2 separate regions of the Mus musculus genome follow, and region 2 is linked to region 1. Evidence: chromatin loops called from intact Hi-C (ENCODE). Cell type or tissue: left cerebral cortex. All regions are shown on one strand.

Region 1 (8,000 bases):
TCCTGTTTGCGTCTTTATCTTTTGACACCAGGCTGAGCAGCAGCTGCGCCCTGGGCTTAAAGGCTCATCTTCTCTCCGTGTGTGTGTGGGGGGGGGGGGGGGCGGGGGGGCCCAGTCTTCAGAGTCAGGAAGTCCCTCTCACGTGGTCGAGTTCCAGAGACCAAGCTCCTGTCGCTTTAGATCCTGAGTGTTGTGGAGGGGCTCCACGGAGCAAGAACCTTCCAAGCCCTCACAGCCTGGAGCACCTCTGGGTCCGTTCAGTGGGAGCGTCTCCAGGAGAGCCCCTCCCTCCCGGGACTCACTTGAAGATGAGCAAACAGCACCAAGCCAGTGAAAACTGCTTCCACGGCTCTGAAGGGAGAGGAGAGGGGATTCCTTGTGCATGGCTTACATCCCCCGTGGGCAGCCATTCTAAAGCACTTGCTTAGACGTGGATAACTCACAGGCACTTCAGGGATGGGATGGAGGACATAAACTGGTGGGGTCACTTTGGCCTTTACCAGTGAAGTGGAGGCTGCAATTTCATAGCCAGACATCTTGACATGGGAACCCGAGGGGAAGGGGGAATCGTCCTCAGCGCAGCAAAGCTGAATGGAACCCAGCTGTACGTTAACGGGAGACATAAACGGCAAACTGTGCATTCATGGGGAAAAGAAACGGCAAAGTGTGCGTTAGCAGGAGAGACAAACTATGGTAGGAACAGTGTGAGAGACCAACGCCTTTGTAGCAGTAGAGATGTGCAAACCAAAAACAACTACATGTTTCGATGTAGCAAAGTCCCTGATAAGGGCTGGAGGGCCACACCCCTTAAAAGATGCACAAAATTGCCTGCACCAAGGCAAAACAAACAAACAAACAAAACAAAACAAACAAAAACTATAGGCAACATATGAAGAAGGGAAAGGATGGAGAATGGGAATTCGCCAGATAGGATTGCTGGGGATGGCAGGGGCGGAAAAAGACTGGAAGAAATAGCCGTGGGGTCTGTATGAGGAGGTGTGTACAGCTGGGCTGGGCACTGTCACAGCGCTGTCATAGTGCCCAGCCTAGCCCAGCTGTCCCTTGCATCATTTGCACAATTTATGTGTTCTTTCAGGTACAGAAAACAATGTTTGATACCTCGATTTTAGGTATCATGAGAGCCTGGGCTATAGCTCTTCTCCCTTCCTCCAGATCCCTTCATGCTAAAAACAGATTTAAACAAAACCCCGCTAAGAGCTAAGACAGCGAGAATGAGCCCCGGGGACTGTACAGAGAGAAGCCCAGAAGGAGAAACTATGCCAAGCAAGGCCTGCTGGGAAGCCACCAGAAAAGCCTCCCCTGGAGAGGGACAACATGACCCAGATTGCTGGAAAAAAAAACAAAAACAAAAAAAAAAAACAAAAAATAAAAAAACCCTACAGTCCAACCATCCTGAGATCTGTGTCCTCACAGAACGGAAGGAAGACAGCAGGGTACTTTGGCAAGGAGTTGGTAGAGCCGGCGACATGGCAGGTGTGAGGGGGTGGAGGACAGATCTCTGAGAGAACTTGGTCTTCTGAGAGCCTCTGGTGCAGATGGATGAGGAGGTGTGGCTGCTTCTTCCCCGCCCCCATGCCCTCCCCCTCAGGAGCAGGAGAGGTAAACCATGAGGATTGATGCATGTTGCCACCAGACCAACTTAAAGGGCTGGTTAGGTGACAAGCAGTCTCTGACTCTACAGTCACTGGTCACTCAGGCTGGGTCATGGCCGGCTACCTACCTGTAAACCAGCCAGGGGCTCCTGAGGCCACCTCCTCCACTCGGCCTGCATATATTTGTGGGCAGCAATGTCACTGGGACACAGCCCAGAACGGGGTGGGGGGTGGGGTCAGTCAGGGCACCCTTCACACGGTGGCTTCTATCTGAAATTATTTGGCTGTTCAACCCATGCAGATCTGCATGTGTGACAAGAAATAAAAATACCCAATAGCCGGAGCTGCTTCCCTGGTCTCCTTCTGCAGGAAGCATGAGTTTTTGTGTGCTGTGGGGCTCTGTGCCAGCACAGCCTCACAGCACATGGGGCCCGAGTACAGCTGGTCTTGGAGCTCGGCGACTTGGATACAGGAGTATATAGTCTCCCTCAGTAGCATCTCCACCTTTTGTCACTAACTGAAGCTGTTTGGATCTGAGTGTTCTGTGCTCCCAATTGCTGCTGCCCTAATGTCCTGGCTCAGGGCACGTTTCAAGCGACTCATTTTTCTTTGCCAACATCACCCAAGCCAGTGGCTCTGTTCTCACATCCGTCTCTACTCAGCACATCTACCCTTTGCCCTGCTGCCCTTGTCATCTTCTCCATCTATGAGCATAGCTGAAGGAAGAAACAGTGGCCGTAGAAAGTTCTAGCAAGCTGAGGGGCAACAAATCGCGATGCTAGTGGAAGAGTAAAACGGTAGCGATGTGGAAAGTTTTGGTGGCTTCTTTAAAAAATTAAACATGTGACTCCAGCCAGGGAAGCCTTGTCCACCATCATCAGAGGAGTCGCCTCCAGCAGCAGATGCAAACGGAGACCCACAACCAGACACTATGCAGAGAGCGAGGGACCTTGGGACACCCCGACCTCAGTGTGCTGCCTCCATCAAATCCCTCCCTGCACGGCTCAGGGATCCCTGTGGAAGGGGAGGCAGAAAGAGTGTTAGAGACAGAGGGCTGGAGGACACCAGGAAGACGAAGCCCTCTAAATCAACATGACCAAAGCTCACGTGAACTCACAGAGACCCAGGCGGCATGGCTTGCGCAGGGCCTGCCCGGTTTTGTGCCAGGGCGGAGCTCGTATATTATGGCTTCCGGTTTCGTGCTTTGTGCCATACCCGAGCATGCAAGCAAGCGAGTCTCTGTTCTTGTGCCTCCTCTTGGGCTCTTCCTTCTGTTTGTTTTGTCCAATTAATGTGGTTTTGTTTTTACCTTACTTTATTATGATCCCTTAGAAGTCCGTTTGTTTTCTAATGAGAGACAGAAAGGTAGTGGATTCGAACGGGAAGGGAGGGGGAGGAGCTGGGGGAGTAGAGAGAAGGAAAACCATGATCAAGATATGTGAGAAAAAATATTTCCAGTTTAAAAATTCATTAGAGTGTGAATATAAGGATAAATAAACCAAAAAAATAATGCACAATAATGGTAGGACCCATAACTAGAGTCTTGAGGATTTATGCACAGCACGCATGCGTGTCTCCAGTAGCCCTTCTCACCAGGCCAATGTGGAAAGCACCCAGATGTCCCTCGGGAGACTATTAAGAGCACTTAGAGGGCAGATGCATCACAGGTTCAGCAAAGCCCCTTTCCGTGGGGGAAGAGATGGGACGCTCTGAGGCTGGGAAAATCCTAACTTGAAGTTGACGCCCGCTTCTGCAATAACTCTCTAAACGCGCATTCGACACTTCTGAGCCGGGTGCAAGGATTTAAACGACGAGGGATTGTGGGGTTTTAATTCTTCACTTTATCAGTCACTTTATCTTCACTTTATCAGCTGCTAACTCTCATTGCTTCCTTTGGTTTCTGAAGAATTTGGCCTGCTGTTGGACAGGATTTAATGGCTGGCATACCTCACCACACTGCTGCAGCTACCTGGATGGGTAGACTAAAGATTAGAAGTGTTAGAAGCTCTGCGGGTTTAAATATGCTTGGCCCAGGGAATGGCACTATTAGGAAGTGTGGCCTTGTTGGAGGAAGTGTGTCACTGTGGAAGTGAGCTTTGAGACCCTTCCCCTAGTTGCCTGGGAGCCAGTATTCGGCTAGCGGCCTTCAGATGAAGATGGAGAACTCTCAGCTCCTTCTGCACCATGCCTGTCTGGGCGCTGCTATGCTCCGCCTTGATGATAATGGACTGAACTTCCAAACCTGTAAGCCAGCCCTAATTAAATTTTGTCCTTATGAGAGTTGCCTTCGTCATGGTGTCTGTTCACAGCGGTAAACAGAAGTCTTGCTGGAAATCCGTGCAAAAGCTGAGGTACACTGGTAAACAGATTACAGTGCTGCAGTGACCTGGTGCACATGGTGTCCACTAGGTGGCGCTCACGACTAAAATTTTATCGCTCCCCGCTCTTCTAAAATGGAATAACACCTCTTCACTGGAAATATGTTTTTGCAACTAGTACGATTATTTAGCTACCTATTGAGAATATCCCTTAAAATGGAATCAATGACAATTATGACCAGCAATTCATAAAAAATTCAAAACCAGGCATGGCTGCACATATCTGTAATCTCAGCATTTAGAGGATATGACCAGAGAACTGTAGCAAGGTCCTGGCCAGCTCAACTACATAAGGAGGCAGCCTGGAAAACCACCACCACCACCACCACCACAACAACAACGACAACAAAACCCCACGAAATCTGGCCATGGTGGCACATGGCTGTAGTCTCATTATTTGGGAGGCAGAGAGAGGGGCTCTCTGTGAGTTCCAGGCCAGCCAGAGCAACCTAGCAAGAAGCAATGACCAAGCCCGCTCAGTCAGTCAACAGGTTCTCCAGCTCAGGAGTGAGGATTGAAAAGAAAAAAGTAGACAATTCCAAGACAATTAAAAGGCAAATTTAACTTTCCCAATCCGCTTTTTTGTACCATTTAAATTACCTGCAAGTATTCAGGGCGAGCAGTACAATAAGGAACTAGCAAGGCAGTAAGTGAAGTCCCATGAATAGTCCTGTGACAGTTGTTTAAAAGGGCTTGTCAGAACAACCAAAATACTTGAGCCCACTTCGTTGTCCAAGCCCCAAATCTTGCCTGAAGCCTACTTCTCTATTACAGCCCAGTCAGATTCCTGCCTGAGCTTACGTCCTTGTCATGGCCAGTGTCAGATTCCTGCCAGAGCATTTCCTTGTCCTTGGCCAATGCCAGCACCCCAAAGGGCTCTCCACAAAGCAATTTCAAAACGACAACGGTTGGAGAGAGGGATCCATGATTAAGGACCTAGCTGCTCTTCCAGACCCAGGTTCAATCCCACCACTCACAGGCTGGCTAACAACCATCCGTAACTCCAGTTCCAATGTGGCCTTCTGGCCTCTGAGGGCACCAGGCATGAGTGTGGTTTGTATGCATACATGCAGGCAGGCACTCAGAGAGAGCTCCTCCACACAGAATAGAAGAGAGCAAAAGATGGGCTTGAGCAGGCAGGGAGGGGGCTCTAATGAGAAATGGGTTTTCATGTCAATTGTAGACCCAACTACATGGAAATCCAAAATGCCATGGGTTGGCACCCAGCTCCTCTAACAGCCAGCACGGGAGCCTTGGATGTCCCCAGGGAGTCCTGGGCCTGTGGCCTCAGTTATTGTTCTGTCCTCCTCACTAAGAATTGGCTTCTGTCTGCAGACTGGTAGAAGGCGGATCCGGGTCTACCGACCCCCACCCCCACCCCCAGCCCTCCTGCATTACCACGCCCTGGGCAGCCAGGTCTGCTGTGGTCTGTCACACAGCCCCCAATGACGCAGGAGCCTCAGCCAGACCTCTACAGCAACGGCCTTCAACCTTCCTAATGCTATGACCCTTTGACACAGTTCATGCTGTGGTGACCCCCAAATATTAAATTATTTTCGTTGCAACTATTATGAATCATAATGTACATATCTGATATGCAGGATATCTGTGAAAGGGGGTTTCCCCACCACTCCCAAGGGGGTTGCAGCTCACAGGTCGGGGACCATTGCTCCAGAAGCAGCAGCGTGCTCTCTCCTAGCCCCCACCCTGCAGTCACCCTCCCTCTTACCCCATGCTCCTCAGGCCTGCCTGTTTGCTCATTCTGTTCCGCCTGGGGTTATATTAGAAGATGTCAGGATGGGAGCTGCTTTCAATGCCAGAGAGGAGGTGAACCACGACCCAACACTGAGCCAGAAAGGAGAACAGAGACTGCAACCTTCCCTCCCATCCTGTCCTTCCAGAGTCTGCCCTGCCTGGGCATCCCCTACTTTATTGATTCTTGCTGGGAAGGTCATAAGCTCAAAAGCTCTAAACTCACAGGCACAAAAGGCAGAGTGTGGTGTTCCCCCACCCCCACCCCCATGACCCACTAAGTTTAATTCTGGTTTCTTGCATGAGCATGGGGGCGGGGTGGGATTGTTTACTGGAACAGAGATGACGTGCTTATCAGAGGCTGCAGCACGGAGGAGACACACGTCTCCCCTGCAACCCATTTCTGCTAACAATGCCTTGGGAGTGGGCCGGGCCTCGTGAGTCCCTCTCTCGTCAGGGATGAAGTGTTGATGAGCCCTGTCTTGGACAAACGATAACAGCTTCGGTGACTTCACAGGTGTGTGCAGCCATGTCTTGACTAGGAGACACCGTTTTGTGGCAGCCTCCCCATCCTCCGGCTCTGAAGTCATCTCGACCTTCCCTTCACAGTGTCCCCCTGAGCCTTGGATGCAGGTGATATGGATGCCCCCATTTAAGCGCAGCCCTCGACGGTCACTTATCCTCAGTGTTATCGGGTGTTTCCAGGGTCTTGGCGTCTTACCCAGAGAACTGCAAACCCACAGATCTGCACAGAAGCAAGAAGACTCATTTGAAGCAGTGATCACGAAGATACAGAAGGGTTCCCTGGCAAACTCGACAACGACCGCACGAGTGAGGATACTCAAGGGCCACAATTGTTGCTGGAAGTTGCTTTTATGGGGTTCAAGAGAAGGAGCAGCTGGTGACTAAGGGGTGCAGTTATGGTAGTTCTCAAAGTTGGCTGTATGTCTCTCCCCATGATGCACCTGGTCTTAATCAAATGCGCATCCGATTCTGTATAGGAGTAAGGTTTCCTGAAGATACAGCTTTACCTCAATGCTCATATACCTAAAACTAGCTCAGGCCAGATCGGCCTTCCTGTTCTTCATGGCCGGTGCATTGGGAATATGCTTGAATGGAAACTATGAATCTGATTGTAACTGGGGTGGGGAAGCTCGCACCACTGTTCAAAAATGAGAATCTGTGTCGCTCGGGGCTGAGAGGAAGCCAAGGGGTTCCTAGAAGAACCAGATGCGTTGTCTGAAGAGGAATGTGGGCACTAGTTTATTTTCTGTTGCCCTTGTAAACACTAAAACCAGAAGCAATGTGAAGAAAAATAGGGGCGGGGGGCGGGGTGGTATCTCATCTAACTACACCCAGGTTCCTCACCAAGAGAAGTCAAGGCAGGACCTGCAGGGAGAAGCTGTGGAGGAGAGCTGCTTCCAGGTTGCTCCCCTGTCTTCCTCAGTGTTCTATTGCTGTGGAGAGACACCATTATCACGGCAACTCTTACAAAAGAAAGCATTTCTCTGGTGCTGGCTTCCAGTTTCAGAGGTTTAGTCCATAATCATCATGACAGGGAGCAGGGTGGCACTCTGGCACGCTGGCACGATAGAGGCAGAAATAACGCTAGAGAAGTAGCTGAGAGTTCTACAGCTGGATCTGCAGGCAGCCAGTTACAACAGGTAACAGTTGAGCCACTAGGTCTGGCTCCCCCCCACCCCCCCTGTGACACACTTCCTCCAACAAGGCCACACTTCCTTGGCCTTCTCAAGTATTACTACTCCCCTAAGACTAAGTTATTCGAATATATGAGCCTTAATGGGGGCCGTTCTGATCCAAACCAACACAATCCCTATAGCTTTCTCACCTCTCTTATGCAAGCCAGGACCACATTCCTAAATTGGGCTGAGCCCTCCTATACCAGTCACCAAGAAAATGTCCCACCAGGTATGCCCGTGGGCTAGTCTGACGGAGGCAACTTCTAACTGTTGTTTCTTTTCAGGTGTCTCTAGTTTGTGTGAAGTTGACAAAGACGAGCAACATGGACTATGCCTAGCAGGACACACCTTTAATGCCTGCAGAGGCAGGAGAATATCTATTATTTCGAGGAGGGCCGTCTGGTCTACATAGTGAGTACTAGGCCAGCCAAGGCTACATAGTGAGACCCTGTCTAAAACAAAACAGAAAACAGTGTGTGCACAGTACGTGACGTGATGGTAAAGAAACTCTGCTTCCAAGTTCAAGGGGGGAAAGGTGCGTGACCCCAACCAAGTCA
Region 2 (8,000 bases), 390 kb after region 1:
GTAAAATAACCCTGACTTCTAGCTGAGTCTGTGGCTACTTTGACTAAAGAGCAAATAATTTAAATGTCCTTGAGGAGAGTTAACACCATGTGACACACCTGGAGCCATAGCTGCCTTGTTGGACCAAGGGATGACTTTGGGAGTACAAGCCGTACGCTGTACGTGGTGAGGCAACAAGATGAAAGTATGTGGATTGCTGGCTTGTGTACTGATCTGTAGTCTAGCATTGCCTATATGAGGAGGTTTAGGTGGAAGAAGAGACAATTTCCCCAAGTAGCGACTCAATAGAGAAAAATTTTCCAGTAGCAAAAAAATATATGTATGCTTTAAAAGAAATTGACTTAGTCTAGACACGGGTCACATGTCAGTTACCCAGACAGTCAGGAGGTTAAGGCAGAAAAACCTTGAGTTTAAGACCAGCTGGGGTTGAAGAGCAGGAGAAAAAAAAAAAAAAAAAAAAAGATCAGGGAGGCTGAGATGGGGATGCGGCTCAGTGATGAGTTTGCCTCCACACGCAAAGCCCAGTGCAACAAGGGGCAAAAGTTGATTTGGTTGAATTACAATACCTGAGTTGTACCACAGGTTGAAAATGATTAGTGGTAGGTCTATTAGGCTCCCATATATATTGTGCCATGTGGCACTTTGAAAAAACATTTATTTACTTCTAATTTTTAATTATGCATTTGTAGGTGTCTCTGTATGTGGGTATGCACATGTGAGCTCAGATGCAAGGCACTGGGTTACCCTGGGGCTGGAGTCACACGCACCGGTGAGTTATCCAACGTAGGTGCTGGGAACAGAACTTGGGTCCTCTACAAGAGCAATATGCAATCTTCACCACTGAGCCAGCTGTGTCATGTGGGAGTATTGAAATCGGAATACCTGCCCTCACAGCTGCCTGACACCTTCAGATGCCACAGAGCAGAGACAGGAATCGAGTCTAATGCTGCATTTTATTCAGAGAGCTGAGAAGATAGTGGATTAGCATCTAGAAATCTGCATCATCATTGCAGATTGCCTGTAGGGACTAGGTGAGGACAAAGGCGTCCGCTCACCTCGGAGCTCAGGCTTGCCCCTCTGGTTAGGTGGCTGGCTTGGGTTTTGAGAGTTTTGATGTCTAGCTTTCATTACTGTCCTTGCCTTCTTTCCTTCCTCCTGTGGATGTTTTGACTCAGGGACTTCTCAAAATGATGAGTCCAATAAATTTAGTGTCTGCTGGTATCCACTTTGTACTCTTCCAGGGTCATCTGGACTAGGGATGACTGTTAACTCAAAAGACATGTGCCATTAACAGTGCTAAGCTGCTAGGATCATGGACAACGCAATTCTTCTCTATGATGTGCAGTACGAGAGCATCTTTTTAACACACCGAATACAAATGTGTCACCTTCAGTCTCTCTTCTCCTCTACAAATAGGAGGTAGGGTGTGTATGACTTGCAAAATGACCTTATACCACATGCCTGTTTATTTCCTGCCTCGGTGATTTTGTGTTTGTGACACTCTGTTCTACAGGTTACAAGGAAGGAGCTATTTAGCAACTGTTTTCCAAGCCTTTGCTGGTCATTTGCTCTCCTGATGAGAGCAATGGCTTCCAGAGTCAGCTGCAATGGAAGGAAAAGGTCAGGACAACATCTCACTTGGCTTTCCCAAATGAGGCTTGGTCCCCCAGGGAGAGTCATTGCTCTCTGGTGTGATTTGGCATCAACCACTTGTGAGCAGCAGGGAGGTTTGGGCTGAGTGTTTGCTGCAGATCTCTGGTTGGGGTTTGATAGCCTTATCTTCCCTCTTGAGCCCACTGCTGACCCAGACTTGCAAATGAGTGACCCATTGGAAAAGTACAATGACACTTGGCATCTGAAGAGCTGTTTAGTAGAAAATGTGGCATTTGGAATCTAATATAAAGTAATTGGAGAGGGAAATTCCATGATCTTATGAATTTCACTTAAATATCTTCTGTGAAAAATCAACTCGGGTATTACCTGTTGGTGGTTGGGTCTGAGCTAAGTGTTTTCAGGTGACAAAGAACATGACTGTCCAAGTTAGGGTTATGGTTGCTGTGTTGAGGCACCATGACTGAAAGCAACTTGAGGAGGAAAGGGTTTTAATTGGCTTCTGCTTCCACATCATTGTTCATCACTGAAGGAAGTCAGAATGTGAGCACAAACAGGGCAGGAACCTTGAGGCAGGAGCTAATGCAGAGGCCATAGAGGGGTGCTGTTTAATGGCTTTTCCCTCATGGCTTGCCCAGGCCACTTTCTTGTAGAACCTGGGACCACCATATCAGGGATGGCACCACCTACAACAGTAGATCTTATGGAGGCATTTCTCTGTAAGAGAGAGAGAGAGAGAGAGAGAGAGAGACAGAGACAGAGAGACAGAGACAGAGAGACAGAAAGACAGAGGGATACAGAGAGGGGAGAGAGACAGGCAGACGGACAGACAGACACAGAGACAAAGAACAGAGAAAGGAGAGAGGGAGGTGGAGTTTTGGGAAACCAAACTGTTCTCTACACTTCCCTGCCTCACAAAGGATGCTATCATGAATAATAACTACAATCCAGGATTCCTGGCATAGAAGTCTGAATTCACACTGAAAAGTCAAGGGCAGTGCTGAAGAGTGTACTTGAGTTCAGAAGATCAGGACTCAAAGCCTTGCTTCCTTCGTTCATGACCTTGATGAGCTTCGTGACTTCATGCACAATTACACTGTGTGCTGGGGCTGGATTATCTCAGCGGGGTCACCTGATGTCCACATCTCGTTCCTTCCAAGCCTCTGCCCACTACTGTCACAGTAGCTGTGGCATGCATGAGTCTTTACATCCTAGGACTTGACAAATCAGCATCCCCCCCCCCAACCCCCCCCCTCCCCCCCCCCCCCCCCCCCCCCGCCACAGAGTCTGTAAACATTCCCCAGCACTTCATTTCTAACGTTGTGCCATGAAGCTTATAGTCCATGCCTGACTGAGGAGAGAGCTTGAGGGAGGCACGGAGCACAAGTGACAGTCAGCATCATTCCACGCCTCTCTCAAAACCAATCTCTCTCTGCCACAACCTATGAGCTATATTGTTGAAACTGCCCTTTGGGGAAGGTAGCAGCTGGTTTCACCCACTGCCTCCTAACTTTGCATAGCTGTTTCACCTCCTGGGATCTCTCTTGCCCTGGGGCCTCTGTGCTAATGGAGCAGCCTGTCTTTTTAGCATGAAATGTAAATGGCATAGTCAGAGGAGCTGAAGATTACAAGGTTGGATTGACATTTGCACAGGCCTCCTTCCATATGCCTTACAGAGCCTTGCCGACTCTGGAGTAGCTACACTTGGAGTAGCCAGGCCTCAGGTTGAAACCAATGTGGGTTTAACATATGGCACCTGGCCTTCAACAGCAATGAGGAAATTCACATTTGATGTCTGTATCTTTGGGGGAAAGAGACACTGGTTTTACTTTAAAAAACAAAAAGTAGTAGTGGTTCTCAGAGGTTAGCTTGGCTTTCAGTCCTGGTTCTTTGAGGACAGGCAGAAACTTGAGTGACAGCATAGGGACCTAGCCCCTTCTGTTAGTACTCTAGCCATCTCCAGTTCCCAGAATATCTGACAGTTACAATGCCAGGCTGCCAGGAACAGTGTCCTTGCTCTCTCCTAACAGGCCAGTGGACAATCCAGCTAGGTTTCAAACTAGTTGCCCCACTGCCAGCACCTTGCCTTCCCTGTTACAGGCCCTATGGAGGGTCCCCAAGGCCTTTCAGGAGGATGCATTGCTTGAATCATACCACATAGGCTTTGGGGCCTCCCTTCCCGTAAGTCTTCTGCTCCCCCACAAAGGGCTCTGCCTCACCCTTAGAGCCTGCTTTTTCATGTCATGTGATCACAAATGTTGGGAGCATTCCTGGAGTCTATATCTTTTAATCTGGTGGCATTAAAGATTGGGTTCCTTGTGACTCTGGACTCAGGTCTGGTTTAATTATCAGGATCCTATTCTTTACTTAGCAGGACAGTTTTCCTATGCGAAGAAGTCTGAGAATTTACCATGTACACTTAAGTTCACAATTATATGGATGTGCTTTGAAATCGTGCTTCACGCATGCTGGGCACATACTCTCCCAACCGAGATACATCCTTAGATCAATTAAAATGATTTTTAAATTACTTCAGGAAATAATTACTGCATAGCACCTTGGCTTCTAAGTCTGCAGACGAAAGGACTAGCTTTCAGACAGAAAGACGCCTTGTTTCCTCACTGTTTAGATTCAAAACCCAAATTTAAAACAGCAACAAAAACCTTCTAGTGAGGTATTCTTCGGTCTCCCAGACTTCTTTGGTCTACCTCTATCTTACCCATCTAACTCTGGTGCAGCCAGTTTCCCAAGCGGGCATGTTTCCCATGTGGGCATGTTGACTTGGTGGCTGGGAATGGTAAGCCATTGGGTCACACTGAACCTGGGGACACTGAACCTCACTGAGTGGGAGGTGGCTAGTGCCTCAAGGCTGAGCAGGGCTGGAGAAGGTTGACAAACTTGGCTTCGGATCCTTTTCCACAGGGCTTTTCAGTCCTACAAGCTGAGGGTAGTTTTGGCTCTTCAGTAGAATGAGTAGAAGAGCTCTTTTGCCCCCTATGGGCTGATGTGAGAATTGCATGTTGAGAGATTTCTATAAACCATAGGGATCATTATCCTTGAAATAAAGAGGTGCCCTCAGCATTCAGCTATCAAACGCTGGGAACTTGACTCTTCTTTTCTCTCTTGTTATATGGTTATTTGCTTTCTGGTAGTTTCTCAAGATCTAGAAAGGGGCAAGACAGGCCATGGTGAGGATAGGACAGGGTATCTGATACCCACCAATGAGAGAAGAGCTAAAAGCAAAGATTAAGAAAAGGTCTTAGTTGACATCTTAGAACTCAAGGCCAAGCACACTCTAGTTGCCTGGAGAAGGAGCTGGAATCTTGGTGTGCAGAGACACATGGCAGGCCTGAGTGGGCTCTCCCTACATAGCAGAGAGAATGGTCACCTTTAAACAAGACAGCAGGCAGGATAGGCCACAACTGAACTATATTCAAACACATATAAAAATCAAATTTAAACTCATATAAATAATACAGTGCAGATTTCAGCATCTATGGCAGATAGTAAAGTGAATGGGATGTGTGTGACAAACAAATTACAATTTCAGCAAGGACAAGTCACCTGACCATTTGTATCCAAATGTTAACCCCCTCTTCCTAAAAAAAAAGGACCATACTTTTCTTTAGAACAATGGCATTTAGCCTTTTCCTCTTATACCAATTTATTCCTTTGAGATGTAGCTGTGTAACCACGGGAGAAATGCTACCTAAAACTGCATAACGTTGGGAGCCAACTCCTCCAGGAGTTTTACAGAAATCTCAGCCAACCATACAAAGCAAAGGAGGGGCTGACCTGAAGGCCTGGTCTGGCATTCTAGGGAAGCTGAATTCTCATGGGCAACATGTAATCAAGGTGACATGTAATCAAGGAGGTCATTGTGACCAGGATTTGGAAGATCTGTCCAGGCTATAGCATGCAAATATTTTTCATTTGAAAAATTATGGAGCCTTGGCTGGCCTCAGACTCACAGATGTCTGCTTGCATCTGCCTCCTGAGTTCTGGGATTAAAGGCATGCACACTGTGTGTATACTCCACCCAGCCTAGTGTAGTGCACCCAGGAGTATCCTGCACCCTGTCTAGGCCCTAAACAGCAGAGCCCAGGACAGCAGAGGAAAGGACAGCACCATGGTTCCTGCAGCACTTAACATACTTGACTGTGGAAAAACACCCCACATTAAGTTCTTGATGATGGGAACCAGATCTTCCAAATGCTTAAAGTATTGCCAACCAAAACTGAGCCCCAGGAATTCAGTGGGTATCTGGAAAGGCTAAAAGAAACCTCCAGAAGGTTCTTCTGGCTCATGTCTGTGGTCTCAGGCCAGGACAGTCTTCTGAGAATTGCAGAACTCTCCCTTCCCAGGTGACCTTGTTGGGAAACAAAGCAACAGCTGAGGCTTGAAGGTCTCTGGGCTCCATCCAAAACCCTAAAACATGCCAGGTTCAAGGAAAGCTCTTGCTCTATCTGTGCAGTCTGAGTTCGTGTGGAAGGAGAAGGCTGTGTATCGACAATAGAAAACACCTCCCTTTAGCTCTGAGGCTGCAGTCCACTTACTCAAAACCCACTCATTCCCTCCTACTGAAAAACCAGAACATGACATTCAGGCAGCTGCCAAGGGCTTATGCTTATAGCAGGACAGGGATGATACTGCAAAAAACAGCTCCCAAGAGTCTGTTATTGTCTTGTGATTTACAAAGCTGAAGGTGTTTAGGGAAAAATGGCAAGGATCATAGAGGCAGACTCCACATCCAGAATGCAGCTGAGTGGTAAGAACACTTTTTTATAACCCAGACCGGACATGACTTTAAAAATAGAACTTCAACATGGTGGACTCTGAAACAGATTTGCCTGCCTTCTCTTACTTGGCTTGGTTGGCTGGAACGGAGACCTGAATGGACTTGGAATCCTGCCAGGGTTTGTGTGTGTGTGTGTGTGTGTGTGTGTGTGTGTGTGTGTGTGTGTGTGTGTGTGCAGGTACTCACAGAGTTCAGAAGAAGACATCAGATCCCTTAAAGCTAGGTACTTGGAACTCAGCTGAGGTCCTCCGTAAGAGCAGCAAGCCCTCTTAACTGCTGACCTATATCTTTCCAGCTCTGTGGAAGTTGCTTTTGGTTAACAGAGAACCAGGCCTGTTTTCTTGAGACCCAGCCCAGGACCAAATCGACTGAGTCTTGGATCTTGGCTGAGACTGGGCTCCCACTTATCCCTTCAGCACCTGTGTCTTTAAGAAGGGCTTCAGTGTGTCTGTGGGATTCTCTAGGAGTGGAGCTTCTCATGTCAGCCATACTGTGAGGAACAACGGTTAGACCAGATGGTGAGTGGTCACCTTAACAGATGTGACAGTCACAGTAAACCGATGATGCCGAAGACCCCTGTAACCTGCTCCTTCCCACTCATCTCTTTGACCTCCAAAGAAAAAAGGTGTTAAGACTCCCTCTGCCACTTTGGCAAGATGTAAGCTACGCTCAGTTTTGTAAAGGAAGGACCAGAGTGTGTGGAGCGAGATTTGTACTTGCTATGCATCCCTATTACCCCTCTCTGCTCACTGCTGACTTACCGTGAGGCATACAAGCAGGTCAGCTGCCGGCTAGCACTTACATGTGCCTGCAAAGCCATGTTGCTGGGGAGCCATGATGGGCCTTAGAGCATCCATAGGGTACCAGCCCTCTCTCCCCTCCACCCACTTTATAGGAAAAGAAGCAGGAGCCCAGTCTACTGCTGGCAGCCTGAGGCACAGTAAGGAGAGGGATGTGTTCAGTGCGCTCAGATGAGGCAGGACCTGGGCATCTGATGGTAAGCATACATTGTGTTGCTCTGCAGCTACACACAGGGAAAGCCACAGACCCTACCCATTCAGGAAGGAAGTCCTAGTCCATGTAGGCCAAGTGGGCCTGCTTCACTTCAGTCCTGACCGCCAGTCAGTTTGTGGAAGAGGTCCTCATCGAGCGTTTCGTTTTGGTCCTTGGATCGGGTGGACAAGAAGATGTAGCCACCAATGTACTCATGGACAATCTTGCAATCTGCACTTAGGCAGGTGAATGCGATGGAGACGTTTTGGTCAAACTCGATTGCCACCTGGAAAGTAAGCCAAGGATAAACTTAAACTCTGACGAGGAAGGATGAGAAAGCAGCTGGAGATGGTGCCCAAGGCTGAGAACTATCGAGGGCTCCAACACCAAAAATGGCTCTATGGAAAATGTCTTTGCTCTTTGCGCCCTCTTGTGGTATCAGTTCTAATGCGTGCCTAGCAAATCATTGTGCATTTCCATTGTTTTTTCAGAGGTTAAGAATATCCATTTTCGGACTAATATCCAACATATATAAAGAACTCAAGAAGGTGGACTTCAGAAAATCAAATAACCCCATTAAAAAATGGGGCTCAGAACT

Evidence for each region. Hi-C counts contacts between places; a loop is a spot of excess contacts. Peaks named below come from ENCODE experiments on the same cell type or tissue, not always from the same donor. Only the 100,000 strongest peaks of a DNase experiment are listed, where the experiment ranks them.
Region 2: it touches region 1 in a loop (9-fold over the local background); 27 of 42 quality-filtered maps call a loop at or near these places.

What each region holds. Positions count from the first base shown.
Region 1 is chr2:132,512,553-132,520,552 of GRCm38, forward strand. 1700026D11Rik (RIKEN cDNA 1700026D11 gene) reads left to right here. Exons shown (of 4, transcript NR_028286.1): 3 at 7,728-7,854. Among named protein-coding and RNA genes, the nearest start is that of 1700026D11Rik, 26 kb to the left of the region's middle. In left cerebral cortex, a CTCF peak has its summit at 4,026 (motif pointing right); DNase peaks (open chromatin) are centred at 307, 1,404, 2,024 and 4,035; H3K27ac peaks cover 2,516 bases.
Region 2 is chr2:132,899,154-132,907,153 of GRCm38, forward strand. Fermt1 (fermitin family member 1) reads right to left here. Exons shown (of 15, transcript NM_198029.2): 15 at 5,026-7,688. The coding sequence ends at 7,515. Among named protein-coding and RNA genes, the nearest start is that of Lrrn4, 22 kb to the left of the region's middle. In left cerebral cortex, CTCF peaks have their summits at 4,610 and 7,829 (motif pointing left); DNase peaks (open chromatin) are centred at 4,597, 6,188, 6,467 and 7,809.